Linked DNA regions of Homo sapiens: region 2 is linked to region 1. A link is a loop called in an ENCODE intact Hi-C map of the cell type or tissue named here. Cell type or tissue: HCT116. All regions are shown on one strand. Each heading gives the region's core, and the rest is flanking DNA. Links, peaks and the distances in the headings are about the cores only. Region 1 overlaps GSN (gelsolin). Region 2 overlaps LOC107987016 (a long non-coding RNA gene).

The links. Peaks named below come from ENCODE experiments on the same cell type or tissue, not always from the same donor. Only the 100,000 strongest peaks of a DNase experiment are listed, where the experiment ranks them.
Region 2: it touches region 1 in a loop (29-fold over the local background); 4 of 110 quality-filtered maps call a loop at or near these places.

What each region holds. Positions count from the first base shown.
Region 1 is chr9:121,312,676-121,325,407 of GRCh38, reverse strand. GSN (gelsolin) reads right to left here. Exons shown (of 18, transcript NM_198252.3): 7 at 11,385-11,474; 8 at 8,190-8,322; 9 at 6,914-7,002; 10 at 6,528-6,743; 11 at 4,007-4,140; 12 at 764-854. Among named protein-coding and RNA genes, the nearest start is that of GSN-AS1, 34 kb to the right of the region's middle. In HCT116, for the core only: a CTCF peak has its summit at 5,168 (motif pointing left); DNase peaks (open chromatin) are centred at 2,927 and 5,107.
Region 2 is chr9:121,529,742-121,546,794 of GRCh38, reverse strand. It overlaps LOC107987016 (a long non-coding RNA gene), which reads left to right. Exons shown (of 2, transcript XR_001746560.2): 2 at 16,876-17,053. Among named protein-coding and RNA genes, the nearest start is that of GGTA1, 38 kb to the right of the region's middle. RefSeq lists a silencer at 576-625. In HCT116, for the core only: a CTCF peak has its summit at 8,347 (motif pointing right); a DNase peak (open chromatin) is centred at 8,334.

The DNA of each region.
Region 1 (12,732 bases), core at 512-8,511:
AATGCCCCCTCCCACCTCAGGGCCTTTGCATGTGTACCACCCTTTACCCACAATGTGCTTTCCTTCACTCTGCCTGGGCAACTCCTACACGTGCATCAGGTCCCAGTTGAACAGTCCCCTCCTGGGACAGGGGTGGGCTTTTCTAATCCAATAGGATCCTACCTAGGATTTACCTCCTTGTACTTAACACATATGTATAAGGGGGCACTTCTTATATGGCAGGCATGATTCTAAATGCTTACAAATGTTAACTCTTAATCCTCACAGCAATCTTGTGGGATGGTACTGTTATTACCCCTATTTTGAGGACACAGAGGCACAGAGAGGCTAAGTGACTTGCCCAACGTTGCCCAGAGGTGAGGACAGGATTCAAACCCAAGCATGCTGGTTCCACATCCGTGCTCAGCCACATGGCCTCTCCCATGTCTCTCTCCCAAGGTCTTGTCAATTTCACTCACTGCATCTGTCATAGCCATTGGTGTGCCTGTGTGTTGAATGTCTACTACCACCCAAGACAGCAAAGTCCACTAGGGCAGGGACAGTGTGTCTGTGTGTCCATGGCTACAGATGCAGTGTGGAACACATGGAAGCCCTAAATAAATACCTGTTCCATGGATGGATGGATGGATGGATGGATGGATGGATGGATGGATGGACAGACAGACAGATGGACAAACGAATGGATGGATGAGAGTCAGACAGATGAGTGAAGAGAAGGACAAGGCTCAGGCTGCAGCCCAGAGAGGCGGTGGGCTGGGCTCACCTGGACAGGGGTACCTCCCAGCTCCTCATCCAGCTGAGCAGTCAGGATGGCAGATGCAGCGACCTCATCCTGGGTAGACTGGGCACCCTGCCTGGAAGGGGAAGTGAGATTCAGCATCAGGGTGCACACAGAGCCCTGAGCCTCTCCCTTGCCCTGAGTCTGAGAAACCTACACATCTCCCTGTTACCAGTAATGAAACAGATAGAGAGGGAAGGGGACTCTTTCAGAACAACGAGAGCCAGGAACCACACCAACACTTCCACTCTCAGCCTAGCATCTTGCCCGCTTACAGAGATCTTAGTGCAACGCATGGATTTCCTTATGCTAAATGTGTCCCACAGGAGACTGGCTGGGTCATCCCATGCTGAACAGCCACAGAGAAGATGCTCTGAGACTCAAATCTGAGATGCAGAAAAGTGGCCAGGACATTTCTCTGGGCGGAAAAGCAGGTCGCAGAATAGCAAGTGTTACGAGAGCCTATTTGTGGGAAAAGATGTCAGTGATTAAGCCTCCCATGAACACGTGCAGAGAGGTCTGCACAGATGTTCACCAAAAAGGTCCATGGTGATTGCTCTTAGAGGGAAGATTTAGGGGGATTTTGCCTTTCTATCCCACCTCTTTGCATATTGTCTAAGTTTTCCATAACCAACATATGTCGTCGTATAAGCAAACAAAATCTGACCTATTAATGCGCTGATGCAGCTAATTTTTAAAACAGTCTTCTCACACATTTTGTACCAGGTGAATGTGTTATCTAGTCAAAAAAAAAATTAAGCTGTTTTTAAATGTCTGGGGTTGTCAAATTGAGAGACATTCTACAAAATAACTGACTAGTACCCTTTAAAAGTGTTAAGGGCATGAAAAAAAGGAAAGACCGGGCAACTGCCATAGATTCAGAGACTTTGGAGACATGATGAGTAAATGCCATGTGGGATCCTGGGTTAGATCCTAGATCAGGAAAAGAACAGTAGTGGGGGCCGGGCACGATGGCTCATGCCTGTCATCCCAGCACTTTGGGAGGCCAAGGCAGGCAGATCAGTTGAGGTCAGGAGTTCGAAACCAGCCTGCCCAACATGGTGAAACTCCGTCTCTACTAAAAATACAAAAATTAGTTGGGTGTGTTGGCGCACACCTGTAGTCCCAGATACTCAGGAGGCTGAGGCAGGAGAATTGCTTGAACCTGGGAGGCAGAGGTTGCAGTGAGCCGAGATCATGCCACTGCACTCCAGCCTGGCGACAGAGCAAGACTCTGTCTAAAAAAAAAAAAAAAAAACGGTAATGGGAAAACTGAGGAAATTTAGGTAAAGCCTATAGATTAGTAAGTAGTATTGTGTCAATGTTCACTTCCTGGCTTTGTTAATTGTGCTATGGTTATGTAAGGGTTATGTAAGATGTGAACATAGGTGAATATTCCATTGGGTAATGGATATATGAGAACTGTCTGTACTATTTTTGCAACTTTTCAGCAAGTGTCTAATATTATTTCAAAATAAGTTTAAAAAAAGAAGGAATCCAGCTTGGCGTGGTGGCTCATGCCTATAATCCCAACACTTTGGGAGGCTGGGGCAGGCAGATCGCTTAGAGGAGTTCGAGACCAGCCTGGGCAACATGGCAAAGCCCCATCCATACTAAAGTATAAAAAGTAGCCGGGTGTGGTGGTGAGTAGTGGCAAGTAGTCCCAGCTACTCAGGAGGCTGAGGCACGATAATTGCTTGAGCCCCGGGGGGCAGAGGTTGTGGTGAGCAGAGATCGTACCACTGCACTACAGCCTGGCCAACAGAGCAAGACCCTGTCTCAAAAAAAAAAAAAAATCCAACAGTCAATAATCAGACAAAAAGTTTTAGACTGTATAGTAAGAGAAATACAAGTTAAAAATACACTGAGACACCATTTTATAAACCATAAGATTGGCAAACGCCCAAAAGTTTGACCACACAATCCACGAGTGTGACTATAGGGAACCAGGGACTCTCACAGGTTGCTTGGTGGGAATGTAAAATGCTACGAACACTATCGAGGGAAATTGGGGGCTATCTACCAAAATGACAAGTGCAGTTACTCTTTGACCCAGCAATCTGACTTCTGGGAACTTACTCTAGAGGCATGTCTCTGCATGTTCAAAGTGATGTTTGTTTAAGGTTACTAATCACAGCAATGTTTGTAATAGAGAAAGACTGGAATCAACCCAAGTATGCATCATCAAGGAATTTGTTAAATAAACTATAGTACAGCCACCCAAAGGACTATTATGCAACTGTAAAAAAGAATGAGAAAGCTCTCTGTCTCTATGTACTGACATTATTGATCTCTAGGAAGAATGGAGTCAGAAAAGCAAGGTGCAGGGCAATATACAAAGTATGCTACCTTTTGTGTAAGGAAGGGAGGGACCAGGCTATAAATTATTTGCATATGTATTTTTTTTCACGAAGAGTTACTGGAAGGATATGCAAGAGAGTAAAGCAGTTACCCAAGAAGGGGTGGGGTCTGGAGAATGGGGTAGAGAGGGACAGGGGTGGGAATAAGATTTCTCAATAAATACCTTTATATTCTGTTTTGATTTTTGAACCATGTAAATGTATTCTCTGTTTTAAAATAATTTTGGGGCTGGGTGTGGTGGCTCACTCCTGTAACCCCAGCACTTTGGGAGGCTGAGGCAGATGGATCATCTGAGGTCAGGAGTTCGAGACCAGCCTGGTCAACATAGTGAAACCCCGTCTTTACTAAAAATACAAAAAATTAGCCAGGCATGGTGGTGGGTGCCTGTAATCCCAGCTACTAGAGAGGCTGAGGCAGGAGAATTGCTTGAACTTGGGAGGCAGAGGTTGCAGTGAGCGAGACCGCACCACTGCACTCCAGCCTAGGCAACAAGAGAAAAACTCTGTCTCAAAATAAATAAATAAATAAATAAATAAACAAATATAAATTTAAAAAAATTTTGGCTTGAAAAATATGTGTGGGAGGATAAACCCTAGTGTGCCTAGTACTTGTCATGGATTTGTGGGAGATGTTCTGTTTGTTTCTCCACATTCACTATATCCTACAATAGATGTATAATCATTTGGTAAGAAGAGTTTCAAAGTTGTTTGGAGAAATAAGCAAATGGTGTTGCCCTGTGGACAAAAGCCTCTCCCAGCAGGGAGTGGTGGTCCCACCTCAGGCCCTCACACCCTCAGTTTGTCTTCAGCCCTGCTCAGGGCCCAGCCAGTACCCCCACGACACACACCAATGGCCCCAGAACCTCACCAGTTATAGATTATCTGCCCCTGGCGGCCACCATGGCGGTAGTTGTACAGAATGATGTAGCTGTCGCCTCCATAGAACTGTCCATATGTGGCAGGGTCCACGGGCACCTTGTTGGAACCTTCGATTCTCCAGATCTGCAGGAGCAAAGCTGGAGTCAGATGCTGTGCAGCACCCCCACCCCCCAGCTCAGGCAAGCCAGGAAACCGCAGTGTGGTAGGTTGTGGTTAGGCCATGGGATGAACTTTTAATCACTTGGGCTCGGACTGGAGTTAAATGGTTTGCCCAACTCACAGAGCCACTAGAAGGCAGGGCTGGGACTCTGGGTCAGGGTTCCTGCCTGGGCTCCTCATACCATGCCCTGCCCCAGCCCGTCTGTCCTTCGCTGAGGATCGTCAAGGCAGCTCCAAAGGAATGCAGTACAGTGAGGGGAGGAGCCAGACACAGACCCCAAATCAGGCCCCTCATCCCCTTCCGGGCCATGAGACCTCAGACAACTGGCTTAACCACTCTTAGCCTCAGTTTTCCCATCTGAAAAATGGGGATAATCATAGTACCTACCTCAAAGTACTGTGAGGCTCAAACGAGATTACTCGTGAAAGTCTAGCACAGGGCCCGGCACAAAGGGACTGCTCTGTAGGTGGCAGCTGCTCTTATTGTCATAATTATTATTATTATCTTACTAATATCACCATTACCTCTATTGTTACTGAGCTGCCTGGATTCTTTCTTTTTTTCTTTTTTTTTTTTTTGTTTTTTGAGACGAGGTTTCACTCTTGTTGCCCAGGCTAGAATGCAATGACGCAATCTCGGCTCACTGCAACATCTGCCTCCCGGGTTCAATCAATTTTTCTGTCTCAGCCTCCCGAGTAGCTGGGATTACAGGTGCCTGCCACCATGGCCAGCTAAGTTTTGTATTTTTAGTAGAGACGGGGTTTCACCATGTTGGCCAGGCTGGTCTCGAACTCCTGACCTCAGGTGATCCACCCGCCTCGGCCACCCAAAGTGCTGGGATTACAGGCGTGAGCCACTGTGCTGGGCCTGCCAGGAATTTCATAGGTCACCTGCAGAGGCAGGGACACCACGAGGCAACCTCAGTGTGACCCCTGCTGGCAGGTCTCCGCAGCGTTCTGGTGACACTGCTTTTTCCAAGTGGTCACGAGGCCCGGCAGCGCCACCTGGTGGAGCTATGGAGACACGGAGTCGTCCAAGTCCTGGGAAACAGAATCCTAGAATCTCTGGATTTTGAACATTCTTGAAGGTGATGGAGTGGGATGAAACCCCACTTTACAAGTGAGAAAGTGAAGCTCAAAGAGGTTATGTAACTTGCCCAAAGTCTCACAGTCAGGCTGCCAGGGGTCTTACCACACCGCCCCACCCGAAATATTTTCATTGCATTCTCCCTAGCCACTGAAGCAACAAATGAATGCTAGCACCAAACCAAAAACAATAATATATAAAAATGAACACTTTGTTATTCCTATCATTAGGAACGGAGTCAAGTTTGCCTGAGGCGGATTCTACCTCCTAAACACCTCTGAACCCCACACCCCTCTTCCCCTTCTCCACTGTGACCTTCTTAGTCTCAAGGTCATCATCTTTCCCCTACAGTATTAGAACAAGCTCCTTATAAGCTCTCTACCTTCATTTTCCTGCCTCCAATCCATTTTCTTAGTTTTCTTTTTATTTTTCTTTTATTTATTTTTTAACTGATTTTTTTCTTCTAATGATATCCTGGAGTCATATTCCAACCCATTTTCACAGTGAGTTTCTAAAGCAGGTGGCCGGGCGCAGTGGCTCATGCCTGTAATTCCAACACTTTGGGGGGCCGAGGCAGGAGGATTGCTTGAGCCCAGGAGTTTGAAATTAGCCCGGGCAACATAGCGAGACCCTGTCTCTATTAAAAAAAAAAAAAAAGATAAAGCATAAATCTGAGCCTGTTGCATGTCTGATTTAATAAAAAGAAAAACCCCTCACTAGCACCCACTGGTTAGAGGATCAAGTCTACACCCTTGAAATTGGCATTCAAGGCCCCTCCCTGGGGATGCCATCAGCACTAGCCCCCTGGGATAGCTCCCTCCTTTCCGAACATAGCGAGTCCCTCCTGGAATGCCCATCACTCTCCGCTCTTCCTCTCCGGCAGCAAAGCTCTACTCCTCCTCTGAGACCCAACCCAAAGGTTCCCATCTCTGTGCAGGCTGCCCTGACCAACCACCCCCACTGCTTCCTGTGTCTGCACAATCCCCTGTGCTCCCTCCCATCTTCCACTGATCACACAGGTCTGTGGCTATGGTCAACTCCCCTCCCAGACCAGGCACTCCTCGGGGCAAGGTGGGGCCAAGACACTTGGCTCAGGGCCTGATACACAGGGTGCATTGGCTGTAAAAACTAAGTAACACCAAAGAATCTCAGCTACCAAAGTTGTGCAAACCTCAGAGAGAAACCTCCTTGGGGAAGCAAGAGGCAGTGCATGGGGAAAGTGAGGGAGGGGCCTGGACACACCCACCCCACGCCCTAAACGTACCTGTTTCTGGCCTGTGCCATCGTCATCCATGCCGTGCTGGGCGGCCATGGCAGTGGAGGTGTGCAGGGTGGCGGCGTCGAAGGGCACCCGCTCCACGTTGGCGATATGGCTGGAAAGGTAGGACAAGCCCAGGCCATCTGTCTGGTCTGGGTCCCGCCAGTTCTTGAAGAACTGCTTGAACAGTGGGGTCTCACCGCCCTCAGGAAGGACCGAGACCTGGGGAGGGGAGGCAGAGGAGCAGGATGTGGCTGGGCTGCCCAGCAGGGGTCCCCAGGGGAGCCTCAGATACCCCATCCACACTGAGGGTGGGACACCCGCCCTACTCCAGCCCATCCCCTCCAAACAGGACCCACCCCTTCCCATCCTACCTGGCCTCCAAGACTCACCTGAGTCTGCTTGGGGTAGTCCATCTTGGTGATGAAGTCAGAGGCTGTTTTGAGGGCAGCCTTCCTCTCCTCCGTGTTTGCCTGCTTGCCTGTTGGCAGCCAGAGGAAGTGATGGAGGGTTAGAGGCCCGGGATCCTGCTGCATCCTGACCTTTAACAGTCCAGGAGAAGGAGCTGCCAAACTTCCCTCCCTACTCTTCTTAGACTGTGGACAGCCAAGGCCAGAGACCCCCAGAGCCGACCACTCACTAGAGCTCCTGGTGTCCAGCCTGGGGCTGGCCAGTGACACCAATCACAACACTACTGTGGTCCATTTAGTGAGCATGTATTTTGTGCTTAGAACTATGCATAGATTATTTAATTCACAGAATAGTCTTAAGTAATAAAAAAAGTTGTTATCTTTTTCTGAGTATCTATAAGGAAGCTAGGGTCTTAGAGAGATTAAATTACTTGACCTAGGTTACTCAGTGAGTGAGAAGCTGCCACCCTGAGGGCATTCCCGTGCCAAGGAGCTCCTGGCCAGCCAGTGCTGGGCCTCAGTCCCAGCCTTCTCACTGCCAAGGCCAAGGTCCAGATCAGCTGGCCCAGGGCCCAGGGGGCCTAGAGAGTAATAATCATAATAGTGTCTCTCTCTCTCTCTTTCTCCCCACCGTCTCCCTTTCTCTCTGTCCTCCTACTGCCTCCCTCTCCTCTGTCCTCTTCCCCAAGATGAGCCTTAGAGAATCAGGGGAGGATATTGATGGGTCCTCTCAGAACATCTCAGGGCCTCTGGGAAACATCTGGGCCAATGGTTTCCAAGAGAATTCCCACAAGATAGTACCGAAAGAGTTTATGAACTTCTAGCTTAGCATTTCCCAAACCAGATCATCTTCATGAAAAGCCCCCCTGTAAATGAACAAGTTAAAAGTCCTACAGTAAACAAACTCGAACATTTTAAAATCCACTGTTGCCCATGAATTTATCTGACCATACAGTTAGATGTTTTCTACATAATTTCTACAGGATGCCAATTAGCCTCTCAGAGAACTGACGTTATAATGCACTTGGGAAACACCCATTTTAGCCCAGATCAGGAATCTGAGGCCCAGAAAGGGTAAGTAAAGTGCCCAAGATCACACAGTATGTCAAATGCAAAACCAAGGCCTCAGCCCAAGACTTCTGATTTCCATTGCACCAGGCACACTCCACACTCCCCGGGAGCTGAGTTCCTGGGAGCTGCAGAACATCCCATCCAAGATCCTACAGGCCAGTTGGGACCCTTTCCCTGTCTCCAGTACCTTTCCAGACAAAGATTTTCCCATCTTTGCCGTGGTCCAGGATGAAGCAGTCCTCTGACTTCAGGGCCCCCTGGGCGAAGGGGTTCTCATCAGCCACGAGGGAGACGGACATGGTCCCTGCACCATTGGAGACCTGAGGGGACGAAGCAGAAGGAACCAGCACATGAGTGTCTGTGGCCGCCCAGCCCTGAGACTTCCACCATCTTGCCCCACCCCCTGTCCCAAATGGCCCTGTAGAGTAACACCTGGGCTTCCTCTCGCACACATTTAGAGGTTCTTTTTCGTTTTCTGCTTTGTCAGAACCACATCTGCTGACCTACACGCAGGGGTAACACAAACTGCACATGGGAAGGGAGGGCGGGATAAAATTTGGGGAATTGGGTGCAGAGGGGAACTGCATAGTTTGCTGAAAATGTATTCAACTTTACTATTCAAAAAAAAGAGAAGAGGCCGGTTACAGTGTCGCACACCTTTAATCCCAGCGCTCTGGGAGGCCCAGGTGGGTGGATGGCTTGAGCCCAGGAGTTCAAGACCAGCCTGGGCAACATGGCAAGATCCCATCTCTACAAAAAATACAAAAAGTAGCAAGGTGTGGTGGCGCTTGCTTGTGGCCCCAGCTACTTGGGAGGCTGAAGTGGGAGGATCACTTGAGCCCAGGATGTCGGGGCTATAGTGAGCTATGATTGCGTCACTACACTCCAGCCTGGGTAACAGAGCCAGACTCTGTCTCAAAAATAAATAAGTAAATAAAAGAGAAGAAAAGAAAAAGAAAAGTAAAAAGAGCTAAATGCAATCTGGTATCCTGGATTGGAACCTAGAATAAAAAACTGGGGAAATCTGGCTAAAGTCTATAGTTTAGTTAATGGTACTGAAGCAATGTTAATTTCTTAGTTTTGACAAATGTACCTGGTTATGCTAAGATGCTAAGGAGAAGCTGAGTGAATGGTATATAGGAACTCTTTGTACTATCTTTACAATTTTTCTGTAAACTTAAAAATTATTCTAAAATAAAAAGTTCAACCAAGCTCAAAAAAAAGTTCTATCTTAAGAGTCAAAATTCAAAAGTTTAACAATATCCAGTTGGCAAGGCTCTGGGTAAACAGGCATTTAAGATCCCTGATGACAGTAATTTGGGAGCTGTTCCAGAGTACAGTTGACTGTGAGGTAGCAGTCCTTTAAATAATAATTATTCTACATGAATTGAGTACTTACTACTCTGTGCCAGTCACTGTTCTAAGCAATTTCTATAACTTGTATAATTATAGAACCCCTTTAATCCTTGCATATGATAGTTCTGTTACTATCCCTGTCTCATTCACAAGGAAACCAAGGCACAGAGTGGTTAAGGAACTTGCACAGCTAGAAATAGCTGACCTGGAATTCAAACACAGGTAGTCTGACTCCTGACTCCAAAACCAGTATTTTCTTTTTTTATTTTATTTATTATTATTATTTTTGAGACGGAGTCTCACTGTTGTCGCCCAGGCTGGAGTGCAATGGCACTATCTCAGCTCACTGCAACCTCCGCCTCCCGGGTTCAAGTGATTCTCCTCCCTTAGGAGGAGAGCTAGGATTAGAGGCACCCGCCACCACGCCTGGCTAATATTTTGTATTTTTAGTAGAGACAGTGTTTCACCATGTTAGCCAGGCTGGTCTCGAACTCCTGACCTCAGGTGATCCGCCTACCTCGGCCTCTCAAAGTGCTGGGATTACAGGGGTGAGCCACCATGCCTGGCCCAGAACCAGTATTTTCAACTACTGACTCATTCTTCGGCCTGTGACCAGCAGTTCCTTGTCTAGGAACTTGCCCTAGTGCTATGCTGTACTTAGCACAAGTGCACCAAGAGGGACTGTCTGCAACTGGAAAAGGTGGAACATCCTAATGTCCATCAATCAGGATTTGCTTAAATTCTTACATTCATAAAATAAAATACTATACAGCTGTTATAAAGGGTCGTGTTGAGATTTATTATAGAAAGATATTCCCGACCATGTTGAGTGGAAAAAAGACCACACAACAGCATGAATAGTTTGGATCCAGTTACACAAAATAGAAATGGCCGGGAGCGTTGGCTCAGGTCTGTAATCCCAGCACTTTGGGAGGCTGAGGTGGGCAGATCACATGAGCCCAGGAGTTTGAGACCAGCCTGGGCAACATGGCAAAACCTCGTCTCTACAAAAAATACAAAAGTTAGCTGGGCGTGGTGGCGTACATCTGTAGTCCCAGCCACTTAGGAGGCTGAGGCAAGAGATCGCTTGAGCCCGGTAGGCAGAGGTTGCAGTGAGCTGTGATTGTGCCATTGTACTGCAGCCTGGGTGACAGAGCAAGACCCTATCTCAAAATAAAATAATAAGATGGAAATGGAAAAGTAACTAGGCACAGAAAGCTGTGGCTGGACAAAGATGTGTTCTCTCATGAGGAGGAGAGGCTGATTTTTTAACTGGGTATTGTCATTTTTGTAATTAAAACATATTTTAAAAGTAATACTGGTTTTTTAAACCAGTGAAATTGCATGGACTTTTATTTTCTTTTTATATTTTGAATACTTTTTTTTCTTACAATAAACATGTATTACTTCATAATCAGAAAAAAAATCGATAATGTAGTAGTTTTTCTTTGGCAGTGGTGAAAATCGACATCCCCTTTTTGTTGTTTTACTGAAAATACTTGGGGCACAACGTAAGTGTGATTGAGCTTTCTCCCAGAGCTCAGCCAAGAGAGTTCCCTAGCTGAAGCTAAGCCTGAATTCAGTTGTGAAAATCACAAGAAAGAAATCATAAATAAAGTCATTAACTATAACCCACACCCCCAACCTCCCCACATACACACCATTTCTGTAGTATTTCCCCAAGTATTTTCTAAGCTGTTTTCACATCCATTTTATCTGTGGACTCCCAGAAATCCTACAAAGTCGACCATTCTGCTCTTCTTCCCACTTTACAGACTAGGACACTGAGACTCAGAGAGACCTCATGTATGAGCGTGACACAGATATGTACGGAGTTGATCGCATGCTCTTAGTGCAGGAAAGCAAAGGAAGTACACGAGCATCCACTGGAGACGTGAGAAAGCTGAGGCCCCCCTCCAAAGGGGTGCTTTGCTCAAGGTCCCATAGCAGTGGAGTGGGGAAGACCAAGTCTTCCACCTCCCTGTCCTGACCCCATGCCCAGGCAGACAGTGCATCTGGTGCTCACCTTGTAGAGCTTGGCCAGCTTGCGGTTGGCCGCATCCTCCTTGGCGGTGTCCTCGGTACCTGCAGGCAGAGCCGGCTTGGGGCCCAGCACCTGTAGGAGATAGAGAGATGGAGAGGAAGGGTGGCTGTGAGGGAGGGGCCAGGCTCCTGAGATAGCTCCCAGGCAGGCAAGGATCACAAGGACATCCACTGTGACCCTCCCCATGGAGTCTGACCTCCTCCAGACACATCCTGCATCTGCTCACATGTCCAGATCTGTCCATCAGAGGTCCCTTCCACCTTGTCTCCCTGACTCAGAAACTCCAGGAGAACACTCCTGCTCCTCTGCCTCCAGACAGCGCTTCAGATATTTCGCCTACCGGCTAATTGTGATAACTATAGCTACTGAACACCTTCTACCGCCTACCTTTAAAAGATGTCACTGCATCCTCGCAGCCAGGCCAGGAGGCACAGATTATCACTCTCATTTTACAGAAGAGGAATCTGAGGTCCAGAAAGATGAAGTCACCTACTCACACAGCTATTAGGTGGCTAAGCCAGAATCTGAACCTCCATCCCTGTGGCTTCAGAGCCTATTTTCACTCCCACTGTCCCTCCCAAGCCATGGTTGGTGTCCAGGTCCCTTCCCATAATAATAATCACCATTCTGCTCTCTCCAAAAGCTGGAATTGGATGCCCCCAGAGAAGCAGGAACCAAGTGACATGGAGCAGAGCTCATGGTCTTCTCCTTTTCCTAGTGAATCTTGCCTCTATTGATACGTCCTCAACGCACAATGGCTGGCAATCCCACCATGTGACTAAATGGGCCAAAAACTACCAGAAATAGTCAGAAGAGAAAAGAGGGGATTGGGGCTCAGTGGTCTCTTTCTGACCTTATTCTAGCACAAAGCTGGCCCTCTGGGGATGCTAAGAGACTGCCCTCCTTAGCTCTGCAGAGGACCTGGCCCTCCCCACTGGAGAATGCGGCTCACACTCACAGCACAGCCTTGGGTTCCAGTCCCACCTCTCAGGGTAGTCGGGGAGTTGTGCAAGAAACTGATCTCCCTTGCTCCCTAAAGTGATCAGGTTTGATGGAAAAACAGCCTCAAAAGTGAGGCAGGGCCAGCATGGTGACTCATGCTTGTAATCCCAGCATTTTGGGAGGTTGAGGCAGGTGATGGTTTGACCCCAGAAGTTGGAGACCAGCCTGAGCGACATGGCAAGACCTCATTCCTACAAAAAATTCAAAAGTTAGCCTGGCTTGGTAGCACTCGCCTGTGGTCCCAGCTACTCGGGAGGCTGAGGCAGGAGGATCACTTGAGCCCAGGAGGTCAAGGCTGCAGTGAGCTGTGATGGCGCCCCTGCACTCC
Region 2 (17,053 bases), core at 5,016-13,015, 220 kb before region 1:
CAAGCTTGTAATAGCACTTTGGGAGGCCGAGGCGGGTGGATCACCTGATGTCAGGAATTCGAGACCAGCCTGGCCAACATACTGAAACCCCGTCTCTACTAAAAATACAAAAATTAGCCAGTCATGGTGGCAGGCGCCTGTAATCCCAGCTACTCGGGAGGCTGAAGGAGGAGAATCACTTGAACCCAGGAGGCAGAGGTTGCAGTGAGCCGAGATCGCGCCACTGCACTGCAGCCTGGGCGACAGAGTGAAACTCCGTCTCAAAAAACAAAACAACAACAAAAAAAAGAGAGATGAATCCAGGATCCAGCAGCATGGACCTTACCTGGGAGCTCATTAGAAATGCGGCTTCCCAGGCCCCACCCCAGATCCACTGCATCAGAATCTGCCTTTAAAAAGATTCCCAGGTGACTCACATGCTCTTAAAAGGTGAGCAGCTCTGCTCCCAAGGGCTCCACCTCCCATTTTATAGACAAGGGAACTGAGGCCTGCGGAGGGCCGGGGCCTGGCGAGGCCTGGGCAGGAGCAGGACGTCAAACTGGGCGGCCTCCCAGCGGCTCCGGTCCCCGCCCCGCGGGTCCTCCTGCTTCCCGCCCCGCCTGGCCTGTCCAGACCTTCCCAGCGGCCTCCTGAGGTCTTTGCAAGGAGCTCGCACTCCCCCTGGCGGGCATAGGGAGGGACGGCCTGGGCTGAGCTGGCCGAGGACGGGGAAGAGATGTGGCCTTAGGGACCGGGCGGGGGTGGAGAGGGCCAGCAGGGAGCCAGGGTGTGAGAGGTGGCCAGGTTAGCGCCCCTGCTTTGGAGAGGCTGCCTGAGCTCATCTTGGCTACTCACCACGCGCCACCTGTGGAGTCCGGAGCCTCTGCTCGCCTCCTGCCAGGGGAAAGAATAAGAATGGAGCCCACCTCACTCGCTCCTCGTGAGGATCCCATGAGGATGCGCCGACGTGAGGGGCCAGCGGGGTGGAAAGCCTCCCGCCTGCAGAACACCCGGAGCGCCTCCGCCTCCATCCCAGGTGTGGGCGAAGCCGGCCTGGGCCCAGCCCAGCGCTGCGCCTCAGCCCCTCGCCTCCCACCCATGGAAGAGGGGGTTTCCAGAGCCCCCAGCGGCCCTCCCCTCGCACTGGGGGTCGCAGGCCCACGGAGAAGGCTGTAGAAACGCCCACTCCTCGGCGGTGGTTGGGGGGACGGTGCCCAGTCCCTGAGGCCCTGGGATCCCAGAGCCTGGATTCCGGAATGGGATGACTCTGGGGGGCAGGAAGTGTCGGAAAAAGCACGTGCTCTGGAGTCAGACAGACCAGGTTCAAGTCTGGCTCAGCCACAGACAGGCCAGTGATCTCGTGGCTCCTGCCTCAGTTTCCTCGCTTGTGAGGGACCTTCCAGGACTGTTGTGACACTTATGTGAGGGCTGTTGAGCACCCTGCACATAGTAGGCCCTATGGTCATGGTCACTGTTGTAACTCACAGCGTACAGTAGGGACCAGAGGATGGGGTCAGTCGGGTGGTCAGCGGAAGATGCCCCCTCACACCAGGGCACTGTCACGCCCAAGTACAGGGGCGGGGTCTCTGAGTCCTTTCTGGGCAAAGTTGTGATATCAGGGCAAAGGAGGGTGGGGGAAGGGACCGGTAAACGAATTGGAGCATGTTTTTTTTTTTTTTTTTTTGAGACGGAGTCTTGCTCTGTTGCTCAGGCTGGAGTGCAGTGTGCCATTTCGATTCACTGCAACCTCCGCCTCAGTTCAAGCAATTTTCCTGCCTCAGCCTCCCAAGTAGCTGGGATTACAGGCACCTGCCAACATGCTCGGCTAATTTTTGTATTTTTAGTAGAGACAAGGTTTTGTCATGTTGGCCAGGCTGGTCTCAAACTCCTGGCCTCAAGTGATCCGCTGGCCTCAGCTTCCCAGTGCTGGGATTATAGGCGTGAGCCACCACACCTGGCCTTTTTTTTTTTTTTTTAACAGGCTCTTGCTCTGTCCCCCACACTGGAGTGTAGCAGCTCACTGCAGCCTCAAACTCCTGGGATCATATCATCCTCCCACCTCAGCCTCCCCAGTAGTAGGGACTACAGGTATGCACCACCATTCTCAGATAATTTTTACAAAAATTTTTGTAGAGACAGGGTGTCCCCATGTTGCCCAGGCTGGTCTCTAACTGGCCTCAAGTGATCCTCCTGCCTCAGCCTCCAAAGTAAATGGGATCACAGGCAGGTGCACCTGGCTGAGGAACACAGGCTTGAGCTGGGCAGATTGAAAGCCTGATGTCCCCCTGCTCTCACCACTGGGCTGCTTTCCAAAGTGCTAGCTTTGAGGTCAGTGGCCACCAACCTTCCCAGGTGGGGTCTTACCCTGAAGCCATTCTGCTTCTGCTTCACCCACAGGCCTTTCAAAGGGATGCCCCACCACGTGACCCTAGGCCCCCTACCAGGGGTCAGCCCCTGCCCCAAGGACACCCTTGCAGGTCTGTTAGTGACCTGAGTGGCTTGGCTAGGAAAAATGAGCTGAACCAAACCAATATCCTGCTGAGTTGTGGAACTGGGAAACCAAGAGAGTTGAGCAGCAGGCCAGGTGACCAAGCACTCCGCCTTGCCCAGGACTTTCCTGATTTTTAAACTGAAAGTTTATCTTTCTAATAAACTCATATATATATATATATATATGTATACACACACACACACACACACACACACACACACACACACACGTATCCTACTAGTTCTGTCTTTCTGGAGAACCCTGACGAATTTATATGTCTGTGTGTGTGTGTGTGTGTGTGTGTGTGTGTGTGTGTGTGTGTGTGTTTGTGTATATATATATTAAAGATGAGAGACTGGCCGGGCACAGTGGCTTATGCCTGTAATCCCAGCACTTTGGGAGGCCAAGGCAGGGTGATCACTTGAGGTCAGGAGTTCGAGACCAGCCTGGCCAACATGGTGAAACCCTGTCTCTACCAAAAATATAAAAAATTAGCCGGGTGTGGTGGCGGGCACCTGTAGTCTCGGCTACTCAGGAGGCTGAGGCAGGAGAATTTCTTGAACCCAGGAGGCAGAAGCTGCAGTGAGCCGAGATCACACCACTGCACTCCAGCCTGGGTGACAGAACAAGACCCTGTCCCAAAAAAACAGGGCCAGGTGCAGTGGCTTACACCTGTAATCTCAGCACTTTGGGAGGCCAAGGCGAGCGGATCACAAGGTCAGGAGTTTGAGACCAGCCTGGCCAACATGGTGAAACCCTGTCTCTACTAAAAATACAAAATTAGCCAGGCATGGTGGTGTGTTTGTGCCTATAGTCCCAGCTGTTTGGGAGGCTGAGGCAGGAGAATTGCTTGAACCCGTGAGGCAATGGTTGCAGTGAGCCGAGATTGCGCCACTGCACTCCAGCATGGTCAACAGAGCAAGACTCCATCTCAAAAAAAAAAGAGAGAAAAGCATATAAATTTATTTCAGATGAGTTTTATGTAAGTTCTATGTAATACAGGAGCTTTCATAAAGAAATGAAGACGCAAAGAAGCCATTAAACCTGACTGTTTTTATGCTAGGTTTTTTATTTTTTGTTTTTGGGACAGAGTCTTGCTCTGTTGTCTGCTGGAGTGCAGTAGCGCACTCATGGTTCACCACAGCCTTGAATTTCTGGGCTCAAGTGATCCTCCCACCTCAGCCTCCTGAGTGGCTGGGACTACAGGTGCGTGCCACCACACTCAGCTAATTTTTGTGTTTTTGTAGAGATGGGGGTCTCACTGTGTTGCCCAGGCTGGTTTTATGGTAGGTTCGACAAAGCAGAAAGTCACGGAAGAATGGGATAGACAAAGAGCTGAGTGTAATCAGCTAGGGGAAATTTACTGAGGCCTGTTCATTCAGATTCCTCTTGACATCCTTTCATCTTCAGAGTTTAGGAGGCTCCTTTCCTCTGGGTAGAGAGAGGGCACCTCTCACAAGTGGGTTTTATGACCTGACAGGGGAAGGTCAGAAAGTCTTTCCTGAACATGCCATTTCTCAAATTCCTTCAGCTTGAAATAGTCAATATGCCCAGATGGGCCTGGCGCAGTGGCTTACGCCTGTGATCCCAGCACTTTGGGAGCCCGAGGCAGGTGGATCACAAGGTCAGGAGTTTGAGACCAATCTAGGCAATATGGTGAAACCCCGTTTCTACTAAAAATACAAAAAATTAGCTGGGCATGGTGGCGGCCACCTGTAATTCCAGCTTCTCGGGAGGCTGAGGCAGGAGAATCACTTGAACTGGGGAGGCGGAGGTTGCAATGAGCCAAGATCATGCCATTGCACTCCAGCCTGGGTGACAAAGCGAGACTCCTTCTCAAAAAAAAAAAAAAAAAAAGCCAAGATGCCGTATCGGGGGTATCCTGCCCTGAGCCCTGTCAACATTAGCACATCGTGTTTATCCATTCATCTGTTGGTGACCTTGAGTTATTTCCACCTTCTCGCTGTTGTAACTAATGCTGCTATGAATGATGGTGTGCAGACATCTGTTTGAGTCCCTGCTTTCAATTATTTTGGGTCTATAGCCAAGAGTGGAATTGCTGGATCATATGGTAATTCTATGTTTAACTTTTTGAGGAGCCGCCAGACTGTTTTCCACAGCAGCTTCTGCTAAGTGTTCTTAATGCCTTATCTCATGAAGCTCTGGCAGCCACCACCCACGAGGGTGGCCCTGTCCTGGCCCACTTCACAGGGGAGGACAATGAGATTCAGATGGATGAAGTGAAGTGTCCCAAGTCCCTCAGCTAAGAAACACAGAGCCAAGATTCAAACCCAGATGGACTGATTCCATGAGCTTGTGTCACCTGGCCCTGGGGTGGCTTGGGTCTCCATATTGGCAGACTAGGGACTAGGAGGGGAAATAGAAGGGCCACCAAAGAAAGGAGAGGAAAGGCACAGGAGAGAAGCAGAATGCCATAGCCCTGCAGGGCCCACCTCAGCCCCCCACCAGCTCCCTGGCTCTGGGAGCCCAGCGGTATTGGGCTTCCTGGATAGAAAGGATGGATCTGTCTCTGCCTATCAGCCTCTCTTCTGGATGTCCATTTTCCCTAAGGAACTCCTAAAACCTTAGTCTAGGGGATTGAGTTGCCTAGAAGTGGGTGGAGACACAGACCTAGGCAATCAGTGTAATTCTTTCCCCCTGGCTGTGGTGATTGGTTCAGAGAAGGGCCGGGTACCTCATCTGGCTCAGTGAGACTTGTGTCTGGCTGGGACCATGGTTAGAACTGATAAGAAGAGAAAAACTGCTCACTGGCAGCTGAGAGGGTGGGATTGAGCCAGAGGTTGAATGAGCAGGGAGGAGGCAGATGAGGGAAGCAAGATGGAGTGCTGGATCCAGCAGTACCTGAAGCCAGATAAGCCAATACCTCCTCCTCTTCCTTCTTTTGCTCGAGGTTAGCTTGGGATTTTTGCCATTTGCATCCCAAGGCACCCTGATTTGGAGATTTGGGGGTGTTGAGAGAATCTCTGCTCCCTGGCTGCCCTACCTGTGCTCGTGCCATCCACTTCCCCTTCTGTGAGCTGGTCAGAGCAGTCCTGTTCATTTCAACCACCTCAGCCAAACCAAAACAGAGGGACCTCACCACAGCCTGGAAGGAACCAAGAGCCTGAGACAGTGACTCGGTGGTTATGGGGCTGAGACCCTCACCGGAGCCTGGTACAGTGTCCTGATAGCAGGACCACCCAGGCAGGGTGACAGAGGCCTCCATTCCAGGGAGGAGCCCTGGAGCTAGTGATGCTGGAAGGCAGATGAATGAGACTGTACCTTTCCAGACAGCTCGGGGCTTAAGAGAAAGACTCAGTTCCCAGGCTTCCACAGGGACCACAAACTCAAAGTACTCACAGAGTCCCATAAATCAAAAAATCAAGTCCTCTGAAGGGGAACCAACCCTCTTGATAGTTTTTTGTGTATGGGGGGGTTTTGTTTGTTTTTTAGACAGGATCTCACTCTGTCACCCAGGCTGGAGTGCAGTGGTATGATCATGGCTTACTGCAGCCTTAACCTCCCGGGCTGAAGCAATCCTCCCACCTCAGCCTCCCAATTAGCTGGGAATACAGGTGTGTGTCACCACGCCTGCTAATTATAATTGTTGTTTTTGTAGAGATAGGGTCTGTATCTTGATAGTCTAAACACCTCCAGGGGAAAGGCTAGGCCAGCAGAGAGTGGGCCATGCAGCCCACATGGTCTTGGCCTCCTTGGAAGCGGTGTACTGTCTTTGGATTGGCGTGATGGGAAGGCTGTCACCGAGGGCATTCTTCACCCTCCGCTCTGTCATCTTCCCCTGGAACCCTCCATTGGGCCCAGGGGCACCTTATTCCTATCTCAGTACCAGCGTCCTGCTTCTCCTAAGCAATTGGTTTGTCATCCTTCCTAGACTTTGGACATTGTGTAAGTGGCCACATTTCCCTTTTCACACCACTTGCTAGGAAGCTTAAAGTCAATGTGTGGCAAAAGTATAGTGATGAGGGAATACAGCCCCTCATAGCAAAAGAACATCATGCCACATGGCCCAAAAGTTACAAGCTCAACCAATAGAAATATCCTTCATGTTTCACTCCTTCAGAATCATATTCCCTTTGTCTTCCAAAAGAATACTTTCTTTTCAAATGTGTATCTGAATCTTTTTTCACACAAATACTTTATTTTGTTTACTGAAACTCTCTCTGTTTGTTTTGTTTTGTGTTTTGAGACAAGCTCTCACTCCGTTGCCCAGGCTGGAATGCAGTGGCCTGGTCACAGGTCACTGCAGCCTTGACTTCCCAGGTTCAAGTGATCCTCCCGCCTCAGCCTCCCAAGTCGCTGGGACTACAGGCACACACCATTGCACCCAGCTAACTTTTTAAATTTTTGTAGAGACAAGGTCTCACTATGTTGCCCAGGCTGGTCTCAAATTCCTGGGCTCAGGTGATCCTCCTGCCTCAGCCTCCCAAAGTGCTGGGATTATCGGCATGAGCCACTGCGCCTGGCCTCTCCTTGTTTTCAAGATGCATATCTGAATTATTTTTCAAATCTGTGTTACAAGGGTCTCCCTCCCCTGTACATCTCAACATGAGCTCCAGAAGGAGGTGGTGAGTGTATGTATGTGTGTGCGTGTGTGTGTGTGAAATCATTTATAAAGAGAACGTGTAAAACTGATAGGCTGAGAACGAACATGAGTTGTCACCCAGCCATGGCTGGTGGATGTTCCCCGCATTCCTTTGTGCCCAAGTAGACCATAAAAGCCATCTTCAAAATTACCTGAGTTGGCCAGGATTACAGGTGGCTCACACCTATAATCCCAGCTCTTTGGGAGGCTGGGGTGGGAGGACAGCTTGAGGCCAGGAATTTGAGACCAGCCTGGGCAACACAGTGAGACCCTTCTCTTTATAAAATAAAATTAAGAAGTTAGAAAAAAAAAATCCTGGCCGGGCATGGTGGCTCATGCCTGTAATCCCAGCACTTTGGGAGGTCGAGGTGGGTGGATCACCTGAGGTCAGGAGTTCGAGACCAGCCTGGCCAACACGGTGAAACCCCGTCTCTACTAAAAATACAAAAATTAGCTGGGCGTGGTGGTGTGCACCTGTAATCCCAGCTACTCGGGAGGCTGAGGCAGGAGAATCGCTTGAACCTGGGAGGTGGAGGTTGCAGTGAGCAGAGATCAGGCCACTGCACTCCAGCCGGGGTGACAGAGTGAGACTCCATCTCAAAAAAAAAAAAAAAAAATCCTGAGTCTGTGGTCTGTTTCCCCCACAGTAGATCCTTATGTTCTGCACTTTAGCTTTGTTCCTGGATCCTCTGTGCTCCCACCCTTGTGCTACTTTCTTGTTTTCCCCCTACTCTTTTTTTCTGCTCTGGTTGTGTATCACGCATCCTTGGAAGCTGCCTGAGGTCCTCTCTGCAGCAAGGCAGGGAGCAAACCAACCAATCAACCAACCAATCAGACAATGTACAACTGGATTGCTGGGCCCTCTGGCCTGGGTCAGAGAGGCTGAAGCCACGACCGGGTCCTCGTCTTTTTTTCCTTTATTCTTTTTTTTGAGACAGAGTCTTGCTCTGTCACCCAAGCTGGAGTGCAATGGCACAATCTTGGCTCACTGCAAACTCCGCTTCCCGGGTTCAAGTGATTCTCCTTCCTCAGCCTGCCGAATAGCTGGGATTATAGGCATGTGCCATCATGCCTGGCTAATTTTTGCATTTTTTGTAGAGACAGGGTTTCACCATGTTGGCCAGGCTGGTCTCAAACTCCCGACCTCAGGTGATCCGCTCCCCTCGGCCTGCCAAAGTTCTGGGATTACAGATGTGAGCCACTGTGCCTGGCCAGGTCCTCATCTTTCTAGTACCAGCCAGAAGGTGGCATTAGAGCAGCTCCCAAATGTCATGCAAGTGTCAGAGCCAGGGCAACCTCAGGTATGGATGGGATAGTGGTTGCAGATGGGCCTTGAGGACTATAGAGGGAGGCGAGCAGGGCAGAAGAGAGCTGAGGAACAGCAGCAGTCTGCAGGCTGACACCATCCTCAGGCCTCCGGGGCAAATTAATGTCAGACAGGCCTTCTAGGTCAATGTCAGGAGCGAGAGAGAGAAAAGATGGAATGTGCTCAGTGCCGGACATGGAGGTGCTCAGGAAATGTTGGAACTCTCCTTCCCCATGTTTTCCTGGAGGATTGGATGGCTTTGCCCTTTAAAAGGCCAGTATCAGGCCAGGTGTGGTGGCTCACAACTGTAATCCCAGCACTTTGGGAGGCCGAGGCGGGCGGATCACCCGAGGTCAGGAGTTTGAGACTACCCTGACTAACATGGAGAAACCCTGTCTCTACTAAAAATACAAAATTAGCTGGACATGGTGGCGCATGCCTGTAATCCCAGCTACTCAGGAGGCTGAGGCAGGAGAATTGCTTGAACCCGGGAGGCGGAGGTTGCAGTGAGCCGAGATGGCACCATTGCACTCCAGCCTGGGCAACAAGAGCGAAACTCCATCTCAAAAAAAATGAGATAAAATAAAATAAAAGCCAGTGCCTGGAGCCCAACCCAGGTCCGGTCCATGCTGTTACCACCATATTTCTCCCTTGGCATCGTGAGCCCACCCTCTGCAGGACCGACCCCTGAGAGACAAGGCCAGTCCTTTTCTCTTGCAGCTGCTTGTTCTGTGGTGAGATTCAGTGGGTGGGAAGAGATGGTAGGAATAGCTGCAGCTTGTCCCACTTTTCATTGCCCTTCTTGTTTTTCTTCTCCCAGAAGAGGAAGTCAGTGGGAGGGGCTCTTTGCCGGGAGCCCAATTTGTCCCCAGCAGTGAGCCTCCGTAGAAAGAACAGCAGACAGAACCTGAAAACCTTATTTTGTATCTGCTGGTGTGGTTGAAAGCTTGGACTTGGCCAAATGTGGTGGCTAATGCCTGTAAGCCCAGCACTTTGGGAAGCCAAGGAGGAAGGATCGCTTGAGCCAAGAACAGACTGTGCAACATGGGGAGATCTCGACTTGACAAAACAAACATTTTTTTTTTTTGGCCGAGTGCAGTGGCTCATGCCTGGAATCCCAGCACTTTGGGATGCCAAGGTGGGAGGATCACCTGAGGTGGGGAGTTCAAGACCAGCCTGGGCAGCATGATGAAACCTCGTCTCTACTAAAAATTCAAAAATTAGTTGGGCGTGGTGGCAGGCGCCTGTAATCCCAGCTACTCGGGAAGCTGAGGCAGGAGAATCGCTTGAACCCAGGAGACAGAGGTTGCAGTGAGCCGAGATTGTGCCATTGCACTCCAGCCTGGACAACAGAGTGAGACTCCACCAAAAAAAAAAAAATTCTTCTATCTTTTGGCCAGGCGAGGTAGCTTACGCCTATAATCCCAGCACTTTGGGAGGCTGAGGTGGGCGGATCACAAGGTCATGAGTTCGAGACCAGCCTGGCCAACATAGTAAAACCCTGTCTCTACTGAAAATACAAAAATTAGCTGGGCATGGTGGCGCGTGCCTGTAGTTCCAGCTACTTGGGAGGCTGTGGCAGGAGAATTGCTTGAACCTGGGAGGTGGACTGAGATCTTGCCACTGCACTGCAGCCTGGGCAACAGAGCAAGACTCCATCTCAAAAAAAAAAAAATTTTTTTTTAATTAGCCAGGCGTGGTGGTCCATGCTTGTAGTGCCAGCTACTTGGGGGACTGAGGTGGGAGGATCGCTTGGGCCCGGGAGGTCCTGGCTGCAGTGAACCATGATCACACCACTGCACTCCAGCCTGGCAACAGAGTGAGACTCTCTCAAAGAAAATTTTTTAAAAAGAGAAAAGGAAACATGGTAGTTAACCACTAAGGAGGTAAGGGAGGACTTGAAGGAATTTAAAAATAACAAAGTAAAGGCTGGGTGCAGTGACTCACACCTGTAATCCCAGCACTTTGGGATGCTGAGGTGGGAGGATCACTTGAGGTCAGGAGTTCGAGACCAGCCTGGCCAACATGGTGAAATGCTGTCTCTGCTAAAAAAAAAAAAAAAAAAATTAGCCGGGCGTGGTGGCAGATGCCTGTGATCCAAGCTACTTGGGAGGCTGAGGCATGAGAATAACTTGTACCTGGGAGGCAGAGGTTGCAGTGAGCTGAGATCACGCCATTCCACTCCAGCCTAGGAGACAGAGCAAAACTGTCTCAAAAACAAACAAAAAAAAGTAGATAACAGCTGCTATTTCTAGGGATGAGGGTGAGGGTAAATATTCAAGGAAATACATCTTTCCTGTGGTACTTTACTTCTATTTGAAACAGGGGCTCTCTCCGTTGTCAAGGCTGGAGTGCAGTGGCACAATCACAGCTCACTGCAGCCTCAACTTCCAAGGCTCAAGCGATCCTCCCACCTCAGCCTCCCAAGTAGCTGGGATCACAGGCTCACGCCACTATGCCTGGCTCATTGTTTTAATTTTTAGTAGAGATGAGGTCTTGCTGTGTTACCCTGGCTGGTCTTGAACTCCTGGACTCAAGCAATCCTCCTGCCTCAGCCTCCCAAAGTGCTAGGATTCTGTAATCCTAGGTGTGAGCCACTGCACCTGGCTGTCCTATGGTGCTTTTAAAATTTTCTCGTTGCCTTTGGTTTCTGACTATCTTATTCTGATGTACTCTAATGTAGCTCGTTTGTCTATATTTTGTTTTGGGTTTGCTGAGCTTATTGAATTTATAGTATGATGTCTTTTGTTAGATTCAGAAAAGTTTTGGTCTTTATCTCTTAACATATTGCTTCTTCCTAATTTTCTCTTTCTCAAACCATATTTATATTATGTTAGATCTTTCATGTGTGTTGTATTTATGTCTTATGCTCTTTTATGTTTTATTTTTACTTTTTTTTTCTATGCTTCAGTTTGGATAGTTTTAATCACACCCATCTTTCAGTATGCTAGTCCTGGCTTTACTTGTTTCCAATCTTCTGTGAAACCCATCTATGGAGTGCTTATTTTCTTTCTCTCCTCTTTTTTTTTTGTTTTGTTTTGAGACAGAGTCTCACTCTGTCGCCCAGGCTGGAGTGCAATGGCACAATCTTGGCTCACTGCAACCTCCCAGGTTCAAGTGGTTCTTCCGCCTTAGCCTCCCAAGTAGCTGGCATTACAGGCACCCGCCACCACGCCTGGCTAATTTTTGTATTTTTGTAGAGACAAGGTTTCACCATGTTGGCCAGGCTGGTCTTGAACTCCCGACCTCAGGTGATCCATCCACCGCGGCCTCCCAAAGTGCTGGGATTACAGGCATGAGCCACCACGCCTGGCCTTGGATGCTTATTTTCAGCATGTAATTTTTTAGTTTTAGAATATTCATTTGATTCTTTCTTTCTTTTTTTTTTTTTTTTTTTTTGAGACAGAGTCTCGTTCTGTCACCCAGGCTGGAGTGCGATGACACGATCTTGACTCACTACAATCTCTCCCTCCCTGGTTCAAGTGATTCTCCTGCCTCAGCCTCCTGAGTAGCTGGAATTACAGGCGACCGCCACCATGCCTGACTAATTTTTGTGGGTTCTTTTTGATACAGACAGGTTTTCGCCATGTTGGCCAGACTGGTCTCCAACTAACTCCTGACCTCAAGTGATCCGCCCACTTCAGCCTCTCAAAGTGCTGGGATTATAGGCATGAGCCACCACGCCCAGCCTCATTTGATTCTTTTTAGAAATTCTAGTTGTCTAAAACAAACAAACAAACAAAAACCAAACAAGGAAAAAAGAAATTCTAGTTGTCTCTTAAAAAACACTAACGTGAAAGGAACTTTAAAAAGGTGATTGGAAGCTCGATTCTCACAGTTGGGTTTCACTGAAAGGTGATTGAAGTGTGTGCAGAGCTCTCATCATACCATCAGCAGAAAGCATATTCTTTGGGACTTAGCAGCTTAAAAAGAAAAGTCCTCCAATCTCAGGCTGGGCACAGTGGCTCATGCCTGTAATCCCAGCACTTTGGGAGACCAAGGTGGGCAGATTACCTGAGGTTGGGAGTTCGAGACCACCCTGACCAACATGGAGAAACCCCGTCTCTTCTAAAAATACAAAATTAGCTGGGTGTGGTGGTGCATGCCTGTAATCCCAGCCACTCAGGAGGCTGAAGCAGGAGAATCGCTTGAACCCAGGAGGCGAAGATTGCGGTGAGCCGAGATCGCGCCATTGCACTCCAGCCTGGGCAACAAGAGTGAAACTCTGTCTCAAAAAGAAAAAAGAAAGAAAGAAAGAAAAGTCCTCCAATCTCTTGCTTGGGGTAGGGCATGGAGGAGACACCCCGGGCTGTTGGCATTCTGGGAGCAGGTGAAGGAAAAAAGTCTGGAATCCTGCCATTCAGAATGCGTATCCCTAATCCCCGTTTGCAGTCTTGTTCTCTGCTGTGCCTGGTCTGAACAAGTCTGGGGCCTTTTGAGTTCAATTCCTCCAGGAAGAAAATGCTGTTTTTAGGCCTGTGGGTTTAGTCATCTGGCTGCATGGGATAGGGAGAAGGCTTGGGAGACAACTCCTCCATGTTCAGACTTCCAGCTGCACCCTGTTCCCTCCAAGACTTGGACCTCTCGGGGATGTTTCAGGACAAATTGGCCTTGGTGTCTCCTCCATGGGCACTTTGGGTCATAACCACTGGTGACCTTGGTACTTCTCTGTTAGCATGCCATCTTCCAAAGGTTGGTTGGAATCTTTACTTGGCAGATGCCTCCTCTCCCAGCTTCTTTGTCATCATAGGTCAGCTTAGATTATTCCTTTACTGTCAGGTTAGTGGTGTCTGAGGAGGGAAAGCAGATGCATGCCTATGGCCAATCCACCATGTTTAAGCGGCTCATGACCAGAGTAGATTTGCCTCCACTCCCCGCTCACCCTTCTAATCTGGCCTCTGCCCTCACCACTCCGCTGAAACTTCCCTTATCAGGTCCCCAGTAGCTGGATCCAATAGACTATGTTTTTTCTCCGTATTATTTGATATCTTGGTAGCACTTGACACCGTCAAACTCACTCTCCTTCTTTCAGTGCTCTCCTGTTTTATCTGCCGGGGGAATATTTTGTCCCAAAGACCCCTCCTGCCTTTCTCCTACCTCTTTGGTCTCTGTCTCTGCTTCCAGTGTGCTGGCTTCTCTTCCTTCTGCTTCTTCGAAACCATGACTATTCTCAGGGGTCTGTTCTGGTTCCCTTCCTTTCTCACCCTGCACCCTCTCCCTGAGTGTGTTCATCCATTCCCATGGTTTCAATTTCACTCCAAAGGCTGATCTTTTCCAAATGTCAACCTCCAGCTCTGACCTCTCACCTGAATTCCAGACCTACATCTCCAGCTGTCCCCAGACATCTCTTCTTGGATGGCCTCAGGCTGTTCAGATCCACACGACGGAAGCTAGACCCTGCTTCTCCTTCCTCCCAAACCTGCCTCTCCTCCTGTACTTCTAGCTCAGAAGTGGTCACCACCAGCCAGGAGCAGTGGCTTACACCTGTAATCCCAGCACTTTGGGAGGCCAAGGTGGGCGGATCGCTTGAGGTCAGGAGTTCGAGACCAGCCCAGCCAACACGGTGAAACCCCGTCTCTACTAAAAATACAAAAAACTTCGGCGGGCATTGTGGTACATACTTGTAATCCCAGCTACTCGAAAGGCTGAGGCAGGAGAATTGTTTGAACTCAGGAGACAGAGATTGCAGTGAGCCAAGATTGTGCTACTGCACTCCAGCCTGGGTGACAGAGCAAGACTCCATCTCAAAAAAAAAAAGTAAAAGAAAAAAGAGGCCGGGTGTGGTGGCTCACACCTGTAATCCCAGCACTTTGGGAGGCTGAGATGGGCGGAGCACAAGGTCAGGAGATCGAGACCATCCTAGCTAACATGGTGAAACCCTGTCTCTACTAAAAAAAAAATACAAAAAATTAGCCAGGCCTGGTGGCAGGTGCCTGTAGTCCCAGCTACTTGGGAGGCTGAGGCAGGAGAATGGCATGAACCCAGGAGGCAGAGCTTGCAGTGAGCTGAGATCGCGCCACTGCACTCCAGCCTGGGCGACAGAGCGAGACTCCATCTCAAAAAAAAAAAAAAAAAAAAAGGAAAAAAAGAAAAAAAAGAAAATAGTTATCACCATTTGTCTAGTGGCCCAGAAACTTGGATGTCAAACTTGACTGCCCATTTTCTATTTCCACACCCAATTAATTGCCAAGACTCACTGCCTTTACCTTTTTTTTTTTTTTTTTTTTTGAGACAGAGTCTTGCTCTGTCGCCCAGGCTGGCGTGCAGTGGTGCAATCTCGGCTCACTGCAACCTCTGCCTCCCAGGTTCAAGCAATTCTCCTGCCTCAGCCTCCCAAGTAGCTGGGATTACAGGTGCCCAGCACCACGCCCAGCTAATTTTTGTATTTTTCGTAGAGAATGGGTTTTCAACTTGTTGACCAAGCTGGTCTCAAACTCCCGACCTCAGGTGATCCACCCACTCAGCCTCCCAAAGTGCTAGGATTACAGGTGTGAGCCACCGCGCCCGGCCTGCCTTTACCTCTTTAATAAATCCCGACCAGTCCACCCACTCTTCCTCCACACAGCCTGTCTCTCAGCCCAGCCTCAGTCTCCCAGCTGGTCTCCCCCGCTTGGGTCCTGCCCCTCAGTCCTGCTGCTGACCATCTGCTCAGACGCAAATCTCATCCTGTCACCTCCCTTCTGAAAGCCACTGGGGCCAAATGCAGTGGCTCACACCTGTAATCCCAGCACTTTGGGAGGCTGAGGTGGGTGAAGCACCTGAGGTCAGGAGTTTGAGACCAGCCTGGCCAACATGATGAAACCCTATCTCTACTAAAAGTACAAAAATTAGCCAGGGATGGTGGCAGGTGCTTGTAATCCTAGCTACTCGGGGGGCTGAGGCAGCAGAATCTCTTGAACCCCGAGGTAGAGGTTGCAGGGAGCAGAGATCATGCCACTGCACTCCAGCCTGGGCAACAGAGTGAGACTCAGTCTCAAAAAAACAAACAAATAAATAAATAATAATAAAAAGTAAAATAAAAAGCCTCTGATGACTTCCACTACCTAGGAATTTGGTCCAAATTGGCCCTAGGCTGGAGTTGTCAGATTCAGCAAATAAAGATAGAGGATGTCCACTTAAATTTGAATTTCAGATAAATACGAAATCCTTTTTTTTTTTTTTTTTTTTTTTTTAGTATGAGTACGTCCCATGCAGTATTTGGCATCGGGGCCTCCCACTCCCTGCACTCTTTCCATATCTCCAAACTTATTACTTGCCACATTGTTTTCCACATGTAAAATTTGGGACAGACTGGACTACATGAAACTCCCTAGGCTGGGCACGTTAGCTCACGCCTGTAATCCCAGCACTTGGGGGCTGAGGCAGAAGGATTGCTTGAGCCCAGGAGTTCGAGACCAGACTGGGCAACATGGTGAGACCCTGTATCTACAAAAAATAAAAAAATTAGGCTGGGCACGATGGCTCACATCTGTAATCCCAGAACTTTGGGAGGCTTAGGCAGGTGGATCACTTGAGGTCAGGAGTTTGAGACCAGCCTGGCTAACATGGTGAAACCCTGTCTCTACTAAAAATACAAAAATTGGCTGAGTGTGGTGGTGCGAGCCGATAATCCCAGCTACTCGGGTGGCTGAGGCAGCAGAATCGCTTGAACTCAAGAGGTGGAGGTTGCAGTGAGCCAAGACTGTGCCACTGCACTCTAGCCTGGGTGACAAAGTGACACTCCATTTTTTTTTTTTTTTAAGATGGAGTCTCGCCCTGTCGCCCAGGCTGGAGTGCAATGGCATGATCTCAGCTCACTGCAACCTCTACCTCCTGGGTTCAAGTGATTCTCCTGCCCCAGCCTCCCAAGTAGCTGGGATTACAGATGTGCAACACCACGCCCAGCTAATTTTTTTGTATCTTTAGTAGAGACGGGGTTTCCCCATGTTGGCCAGGCTGGTCTCAAACTCCTGACCTCGTGATCTGCCCTCCTCAGCCTCCCAAAGTGCTGGGATTACAGGCATGAGCCACCATGCCCGGCCGAGACTCCATCTTAAAAAAAAAAAAAAAAAATCCGGGCATGGTAGCACAAGCCTATAGTCACAGCTACTCAGGAGGCTGAGGTAGGAGGATCATCTGAGCCCAGGAGGTTGAGGCTGCAGTAAGCCAAGATTGTGCCATTGCACTCCAGCCTAGGAGACAGAACAAGACCCTGTCTCAAAAATTAAAAAAATAAAAAGAAGCTCCCCAAATGGGTTAGACATTTCCTCATTGATATGCCCTTTATTCCTGCTGTTTCCTCCACCAGAAAGGCCATTCTCCCTTCTCCCCCAGTCCATCTTTGTTCATCTCTTGGGTGTCAGGACACACTAGGAGTCCCTCCTCTAAGATTCCTCTCTGCTCCCTCAAAATGGATCAGCTGCTCTCCTGGGTGAAGGGAGGCCCCTGTGTGCCTGGATGGCAACTCCACCCTCTGGACCGTCATGTCAGCTTACTCATTGTCTCTCTCCCCTGCAGTCAATGAGTCGCCAGCAACTCTGTGCCGTTCCTGGTTCACATCTGGCTCAGCCCACAAGGCCCCATCCAGCTGGAAGCTCCCGAGGGCCCTGGGCCTTGGCAAAGGCCCCAGCTTTCTTCTCACTCTCCTGGCCTGGGTCCCGGTCTGACGATTCACACTTCCTCCTTGCCTGAGTTC